Linked DNA regions of Homo sapiens: region 2 is linked to region 1. A link is an interaction called in ENCODE POLR2A ChIA-PET data of the cell type or tissue named here. Cell type or tissue: MCF 10A. All regions are shown on one strand. Links, peaks and the distances in the headings refer to the core of each region. The heading gives the core; the rest is flanking DNA. Region 1 has its middle 66 kb from the start of WSCD1. Region 2 overlaps LOC339166 (a long non-coding RNA gene).

Region 1 (4,391 bases), core at 249-4,248:
TGTCAATCAATATTGATTTACGCATTGTGACAAATGTACCATCAGGTAAGGTGTTAACAGTAACAGAAATGGAGTGTGGGGATCTACAGGAACTCTCCGTACTATCTTTGCACTTGCTCTGTAAATAACAAAACTATTCTAGAATAAAAAGCTTACTTTATATTTTCTTATTTTACTTTAAGTTCTGGGATACATGTGCAGAATGTGCAGGTTTGTTACATAGGTATACACGTGCCGTGGTGGTTTGCTGCACCTATCAATCTGTCATCTGGGTTTTAAGCCCCACATGCATTAGGTATTTGTCCTAATGCTCTCTCCCTCCTCTTGGCCCCCTACTCCCTGACAGGCCCTGGTATGTGGCAACCTACAGAATGGGAGAAAATTTTTGCAATCTACCTATCTGACGAAGGTCTAATATCCAGAATCTATAAGGAACTTAAACAAATTCACAAGAAAAAAAAAAACCCAACAAAAAGTGGGCGGAGGATATGAACAGACACTTCTCAAAAGAAGACATTTATGCAGCCAAAAAACATATGAAAAAAAGCTCATCATCACTGGTCATTAGAGAAATGCAAATCAAAACCACAACGAGATACCATCTCAAGCCACTTAGAATGGCAATTATTGAAAAGTCAGGAAACAACAGATGCTGGTGAGGCTGTGGAGAAATAAGAATGCTTTTACACTGTCGGTGGCAGTGTTAAAAATCTTACTTTTAAAAACTGCATATCCCTAAATAAATTAACTACAATATTAACAGTGCAGAAAGAAAGTTTTACTAAAAAAAAAAGATATTAATGATCCTGGGTTAATTGATCTTAAAGAATGACAGATCGTTGGATAAAAAGTTGCTCAGGAAACCAAAAACAAAGACATGTGCAAGCAGAAAAAAATAAACCTTGGCATTAGCAATGCATCCTTCAGTGGTAAAATTATAAAGAAAATCCAGGGAATAACTGCCATTAAAAAATGATGATTAATTTTGATGGGATAGGAGCTTGGGGCAGTTTCTGGGAATGCTGGCAATGCTCTATTTCTCGACCTGGAAGCAGTTTCATGGGTGATAAATTTGTGATACATTATCAATAAAATATGGAGCTATACTTCTTTCTTTTGTGGACCTTTCTATATGTGTGCTATAGTTCTCAACAAACGTTAGGGAAAATAAACAAACACAGAAGAGAGAATGTGTTGGAATGTTCCATAACGGATGAAAGACATGAATCCTCAGACTTCTTCAATCTGAAACTAACAAAACTTCTTTTTAAAAAAAGTAAATCCACACCTAGACATATGATATGCAAGACAAGAAAGAAAAGCAAATATGAACAATATTTAATTCTATTAAATCTGGAAATTCGATTCATAGGTATCATATTATCTTCTGTGCTTTTCTGAATGTTTGAAACATTTTATAATTAGCTTTTTTAATATAAAAGAACCAGTGAGATAATGTATAACCATACCCAAAATGTCTGTTTAGATAAGTCAGAATAGTGGTTACCTCAAGAAAGAGATTTTTTTTTTCCTACCAAAGAAATACAGCTACCATTTATTGAAAGCCTACTGTGTTTTTAAAACTTAATTCATTTCATTTTCTTTTTTTTTATTATACTTTAAGTTTTAGGGTACATGTGCACAAAGTGCAGGTTAGTTACATATGTATACATGTGCCATGTTGGTGTGCTGCACCCAGTAACTCGTCATTTAACATTAGGTGAATCTCCTAATGCTATCCCTCCCCCCTCCCCCCATCCCACAACAGGCCCTGGTGTGTGATGCTCCCCTTCCTGTGTCCCTGTGTTCTGCATGTTCTCACTCATAGGTGGGAATTGAACAAGGAAGAGATTTTGTAACTGATCAGAAAGTGGTAGAAAAGTACCTTCTGGAGGCTAAAAATGTTTGTGTCTTGATCTGACCAGTGGTTTCATGGGCGTACACAAAATCTAACCAGCTGTGTACCTGAGATACACTTTACATACTTTAATGCACGTATATTTAACATCCATGGAAAAGTTTAAAGACGCTTAAGAGCTGTCAACATTAAATAATGAGATTCAGAAAATATGATTAAGTATGGAGTTTATTTCAGCACAAAGCTGGAAGATGGCTGCCCAGAAGACACTGACTTCAAACGAATGAAGTCAGAGTTCCAAAGTGGAAAAGTTAAGGTTTTACTGATATAGGCAGAGTCAGAGAGATGTTAGCAGAATTACTGCAATTTCCATACAAGAGCAGTACACACATTACAGCAATTTGATTCGCTACAGATTGCTATTAATACGTTCCAAGGAAGACTATTACTCCGTGAGGAAGGGCAGTTATCTGAGATGGTTTCATCTCTGGCACCATTTGGTCTTAATTATTTACAGGAAAAAGAAAAAGTCGGACATGGTGGCTCACACCTGTAATCCCAGCACTTCGGGAGGCCAAGGCGGGTGGATCACCTGAGGTTGGGAATTCGAGACCAGCCTGACCAACATGGAGAAACCCCATCTCTACTAAAAATACAAAATTAGCTGGGCGTGGTGGCATATGCCTGCAATCCCAGCTACTTGGGAGGCAAGAGAATCACTTGAACCCAGGAGGCGGAGGTTGCGGTGAGCCGAGATTGTGCCATTGCACTCCAGCCTGGGCAACAAGAGTGAAACTCCATCTCAAAAACAAACAAACAAAAAGGCAGAAGTTGCAGCTGCCTGCTGCATGACTCAGACTGCATAGCCACATTCCTCTCAAGGCTCAGAATAACGGAATGTTCCAACAGCCTTAAGTTTGAATTATTTTAAGTTTGAAGTACTTAATTTTACAAAGGGTCTGGCACAGGATTGACATTAATATGATACATGCATGCTTTGGCCCTGTAGAAGTTAGAAGGACTTTTCCTTGAAATAAACGAAGACCCTCTGCAGCCTGAGTAAAGAGGGAGTTTATACAAGGAGAGGACACAAGGATAACCTGGAGAACCCATAGGTAGGAAGCACCTGGGCCTGAAGACATAAATAGCTGGAGGAGGAATGAAGCCCCCTGGACTCTCCCTGCACCCCTCCTCTGTGCTCCTCTCTGTCCGTCCTAATTTTTCTCTCTCACAGATGCCTGGTTTCTCTGCTCCCCAGACCCCAAGACAGAACACAGGTCTCTCTCACTGCTGGGTTGAATTCTGCTTTTTTAAAGAGATGGCCAGAGCAAGGATAGGATGTCTTCCAAATTCCCAGGAAAACAGCCTACCTTTAGTGCCCAACCTTGAGCTAAGCACACTGACCAGGGCAGTGGACACCATGGGAAGCCCCATGACCGGTACAGGTTGAATCAGGGGCTCATCCACTGTGGCCAAGACGATCCAACAGGTGCTCTCTACGACCTGGCAATGGCCTACGTGGGTCAGGCAATGACTTGACAGCCACTCCTTAAGTCTGGACAGTGTTTTCTACCTTACGAGACACTTTCACACTCATGATTACTTTTCCGCCTTTGTATCTTCTTGGGATTTTGATGTGAGGGCTAACTTACAGATGAGAAGATGGGTTCCTGGAAGACAAGTGACCTACTCAGGATCACGCAGTGAGTGCAGCCCAGCCGGGGCTCAGCTCCAGGTGTGCATCTTGATATGGCATTTGGGACTGGGCACCCCTGCCTGCTCCCCGCTACTACACTCCTGGAGCTGGAGTGGTTTATGGCAGAGCCAGAGGCCTGAATGGTGTGTGTCACATGCAGCCTCCACGCTCCTGTGGCCGAGGCTTTTACAAAGTACACTGCAAACCCCTTTGCCATTAAAGCAATTACCACTTCAAGGACAACCACCCTTCAGGCCTTTGGCTAGACACGGGGCCTGAATGCCCAGTCCCATGAAAATGAAAAACCCAAGTGTATGTGGAATGGCAAAGAGCAAGCAGGCCCAGGGTCACGGTCTATGAGCACCAGCCTCTTCCTGACTGTCTGCCCCTCCCCACCCTAAAAAGACGCCCGGCACTCTGGGATGCTTCTCTTTCTTTGTTTTGTTTTGTTTTGTTTTGTTTGAGACGGAGTTTCACTCTTGTTGCCCAGGCTGGAGTGCAATGGCGCAATCTCGGCTCACTGCAACCTCCGCCTCCCAGGTTCAAGCGATTCTCCTGCCTCAGCCTCCCGAGTAGCTGGGATTACAGGCATGCACCACCACGCCCAGCTAATTTTGTGTATTTTTAGTAGAGACAGGGTTTCTCTATGTTGGTCAAGCTGGTCTCAAACTCCCGACCTCAGGTGATCCACCCGCCTCAGCCTCCCAAAGTGCTGGGATTACAGGCGTGAGCCACCATGCCCAGCCTTGGGATGCTTCTTAATAGCATATCCCAGGTTACAGGAGCACGCTGGTGCCCATTTGTTCACAGGATTGGTCCTCATGGCCACTATGGGAG
Region 2 (4,391 bases), core at 264-4,263, 79 kb after region 1:
GGAGTGGAACAACATGGGTTAAAATTGCAGGTCTGCCACAAACAGGCTGAGACTTTGAGCAGGACACACAAACTCCCTCACCCTCAGCTTCATCTTCTACGAAATGAAGATAGCGCCACCTGACTCAGGTGTCTGCCATAAAGATGGACAGTCTTGTCAATTATAAAGCGCTATATACATTTTATGTTCATTATTTCCTTGGTTCCCAACTCTCCAGGGAGGTGGCACAGGAGTTTGGGCTTGTGTCCCAGCAGAGTGAAATTCTCAGTGACTTTGAGCAAGACTTGATCTTGGAGAACGAGGGAAAAACATGGACTTGGGAGCAGACCATGTCCTGGCTGTGTGACCTTGGGCAGCTTTCCTCACCTTTCTGAGACTCTGTGCCACCCACTATAAAGTGAGGATAAACAAGGGGAGCTGAAAGTCTTTTTTGTTTTTGTTTTTGTTTTGAAATAGAGTCTCGCTTTGTTGCCCAGGCTGGAGTGCAGTGACACGGTCTCGGCTCACTGCAACCTCCGCCTCCCGGGTTCAAGTAATTCTCTGCCTCAGCCTCCCTAGTAGCTGGGATTACAGGTGCCCACCACCATGCCCAGCTAATTTTTGTATTTTTAGTAGAGACGGGGTTTCACTATCTTGGCCAGGCTGGTCTTGAACTCCTGACCTGGTGATCCACCTGCCTCAGCCTCCCAAAGTACTGAGATTACAGGCGTGAGCCACTGCGCGCCCAGCCAGTGAAGAGGGATTACACAGGTAAAGAAAGGAAGAGGCCGGGTGAGGTGGCTCACACCTGTAATCCCAGCATTTTGTGAGACTGAGCTGGGAGAATCACTTGAGCCCAGGAGTTCAAGACAAGCTCAAGCAACCTAGGGTTACCCCGTCTCTACAAAAAATAAAAAATTAGCCAGGCATGGTGGCATGTTCCTGTAATCTCAGCTGCTTGGGAGGCTGAGGTGGGAGGATCACTTGAGTCTGAAAGGTCAAGGCTAAAGCACGTGGTGATGGTAATTGTGCCACTGCACCCCAGCCTGGGCAACAGAGCAAAACCCTGTCTCAAAGGAAAAAAAGAGAGAGTAGAGACGAGTGTAAAAACCAGGCGGACACCACTTTAACCAAGATGAACTGACTTTGCGTGTCTCCTGATAGGCTATACTGAGGACACAGCATCACTTCTGCAGGATTCTTGCAAAAAGGCAATCCTCAATGTAATCGTGAGCAAACATCAGGCAAACCACAGTGAGGAGACAGCCTGCCGAACAGATGGCCAGTATTCTTCAAAAGTTTCCAAACCATAAAAGATAGACTGAGGACTATCTCAGACTGAAGGAAACAAGAAACTTTGACAACGAAACACAATGTAGGCAATTGGCAAAATATGAACAGATTAGTTAGATTATCATATCGATGCTAAATTCCTGGTCGTGATCATGATACTGTGAGTATGGAAGACGATAACACTTGGAGAAGCTGGGTAAAGGTACAAAGGGACTCAGTACTATTTTTGAAACCTTGTTGTAAATCTAAAATTATTTCCAAGTTTTTTTAATATTTTAAATTCTAAAAAAAGACATTGATTCAAGCGAGGTGGGGCATGACTCACATCTCCCAGTATCAGGAGTCAGCGTGCCCAGGACCCTCTCCTCCACAACTCTATGAGACTCTGTGGTCATGAGGTGGGCTTAGGGAGAAGGGAGAGTCCTGCTTTCTTCCCAAATCAGAAGCAAAACTCTCTTAAGTCCAAAGCCCCACTAGCCCTAGGTAAGTCTCCCTCAGAGACACTGACAGAAGCAGAAAACAGAAAATCAGGTCTAATGGGAGTGCCTTTCCAACTCTCCCCACCAGCACCTGCGGGACTCCAGGCAAGAGGGACAGTCAGCCAGGAGAAGCTCTCTGGTCCCAGGACCGGGACCCCAGTATCTCACCCTGCATGGAAGGGTCCCCTTGGGACATTCCTGCTCCCTCCTTGTAACCCCAGCCCCTGCACCCTTGGGTTCAGTGCACTCAATCTGCATTCTCTACATTTTCACCGTGAGGATTTTATTGTACCAACAAAAAATCCCTTGGACGCTTGCAAAATTGTAGTCAACCTTTTAGCATCTTTTCTCTGAGAAAATGCATACTTGAAAAAACAAAAAGCAAATTTATTCACCTTTCAAAAGTAAATCTGTACCTTACCCATCACAATGAAATGCATACATCATTAAGAAAGGCTAGTGTGTTTATGTCTACAAAGGAGCTCGGATTATTAAGGATTCGCAAAGGAAGGGAACTCTCATGGGAAAATATCTCTTCTCCAGCAGACACCCCAACAGTGCTTTTCACCTCAGGACTCAGGACCCATGACCACAGGATCTAAGGATCTCAGGATCTCAGGACCTCAGGCCATGGGACCCTCAGAACACAGGACTTCAGAACCTCAGGATCCAGGACCCAGGACCTCAAGATCTCAGGACTTTGGGACCTCAAGACCTCAGGACCTCAGAACTTCAAGAACTCAGGGCCTGAGGACCCAGGACCTCAAGACCTCAGGATCTCAGGACCCAGGACTTCAGGATCTCAGGACCTCAGGACCCAGGACCTCAGGACCTCAGGATCTCAGGACCCAGTACCTCAGGACCTCAAGATCTCAGGATCCAGGACCGCAAGACCTCAGGATCTCAAGACCTCAAGACCTCAGGATCTCAGAACTCAGGACCTCAGGACCTCAGGACTTCAGGACCCAGGACCCTTAGAGCTCAGGCCCTCAGAGTAGAATAACTCAGGGTGTTCTGAAGACAGCAAAGACCAGTGGTTAAGTCCAACAGACTGGGGTTTGGGCCAGGGTTGCCCCACTCAGGGCTGTGTGGCATGAGCAAGTCGCTTGACCTCTCTTCACCTCCGTTTCCCTTCACATAAATCCTTTTTATGCAGAATAAGAAATATCAATTCTTTACAACATTGTATCTTAAACACGTTTGCATATTAATGAACTTTAATGGCCACAGAGCATCCTATTCAGAGTGTATGTATATCTGTGCTAGCTAAATAAATAAAAACATATATCATGATTAAATATATTAAGGTATATATCACTTAACCCTACTGTGTACCAGATACTCCACTAGGAGCCGAGGATACAGGAGTGAACAATGCCTGCCAGAGCCCTGACGTCAGGAAATGTACTTCCCTATCTTTGCCGTCCCCAATTCAGTCATGGTCAGCCCCTGTTCCCAGTTCTCTGCAGCTATTCTTCCCAGCTATCCTCAAGTTCAATGCGTCAGAATGTGTATCCCAATTTTGGGTTCTGAAATCAAGGCCTTGTGTGATGGCAAATGACACTTCCAACGACCATCAGCAAATGTCCTTCTTGTTTTTGGTAATTACCTTTGGATAAATTCCTAGGGGTGCGATCACTGCACCAAAGGCTGTCAGCCTTTTAATGACTCTTGATACATACAATCAAACTGTTTTCCAAAGGGGCTGCACCCAATTTACACACTGCCACCGGCAATGTATGGGTGCCATGCCTAGACCATGACTGTGTTAGTCCTGGGTGTCATAATTATATTTCTTAATTTGTGTTAATTTAATAGGTGTAAAATTGCATCTCATTTTAATTTGCATTTCTTTGATAGTGATGAAGGTTGAACATTTCCTTTTGTAAATATACACACATTTGGATAGCTTGATCCATTTATTCATTCGTTATACACTAACCCTGTCCTATACCCCAGACACTGCAAAGTGCCAGAGACTCAGAGATACATAGAACACAGACTCTACCTTCAAGAACCTTATATGTGGCTGGGCGCGGTGACTCACGCCTGTAATCCCAGCATTTTGGGAGGCCGAGTGGATCGATCACCTGAGGTAAAGGAGTCTGAGCCAGCCTGACCAATATAGTGAAACCCCATCTCTACCAAAAATACAAAAATTCACCAGGCATGGTGGCTTGTTTCTGTAGTCCCAGCTACTTGGGAGGCTGAGACAGGAGAATTGGTTGAACCTGGGAGGCGGAGGGTGCAGTGACCCAAGATGGCTCCACTGCACTCTGAGACTCTGTCTCAAAAAACAAACAAACAAAAAAAAGAACCTTATATCCAATGGATAGGAAAGAGAGGAAAGCAAACAAGTTAGCCAACAGTCCTGGTGTGGTGGTAGCACATTCTCTACCATGTGCTAGAGAGGCCTAGTGGACTTGTTGCAAGAAGAGGAGGGACAGAGAGAGGTGACAGAGAGGAAGGCACCCAAGCCAGACTGGGGGATTGAAAAGGGTGTCTCAGCTGCTCCAGATCGGCCTCTGAGGGCCAATGGACAAACTGTCAGGGACCTTCCCTTGTGTTGGTCCATTTGTTTCTTGTGCCATGTGATGTCTTGGCAAGGGGGAGGGCGCCGTTCTATTTGTACATGTGCTT

The links. ChIA-PET counts read pairs that join two places held together with the same protein. Peaks named below come from ENCODE experiments on the same cell type or tissue, not always from the same donor. Only the 100,000 strongest peaks of a DNase experiment are listed, where the experiment ranks them.
Region 2: POLR2A ChIA-PET joins it to region 1 with 5 read pairs; 3 of 35 experiments call an interaction of 5 or more read pairs at or near these places.

What each region holds. Positions count from the first base shown.
Region 1 is chr17:6,001,735-6,006,125 of GRCh38, reverse strand. No RefSeq gene overlaps it. Among named protein-coding and RNA genes, the nearest start is that of WSCD1, 66 kb to the left of the region's middle. In MCF 10A, for the core only: no CTCF peak of the experiment used is centred there; a DNase peak (open chromatin) is centred at 2,725.
Region 2 is chr17:5,922,712-5,927,102 of GRCh38, reverse strand. All of the region lies in intron 3 of LOC339166 (a long non-coding RNA gene), which reads right to left. Among named protein-coding and RNA genes, the nearest start is that of WSCD1, 150 kb to the left of the region's middle. In MCF 10A, for the core only: no CTCF peak of the experiment used is centred there; no DNase peak of the experiment used is centred there.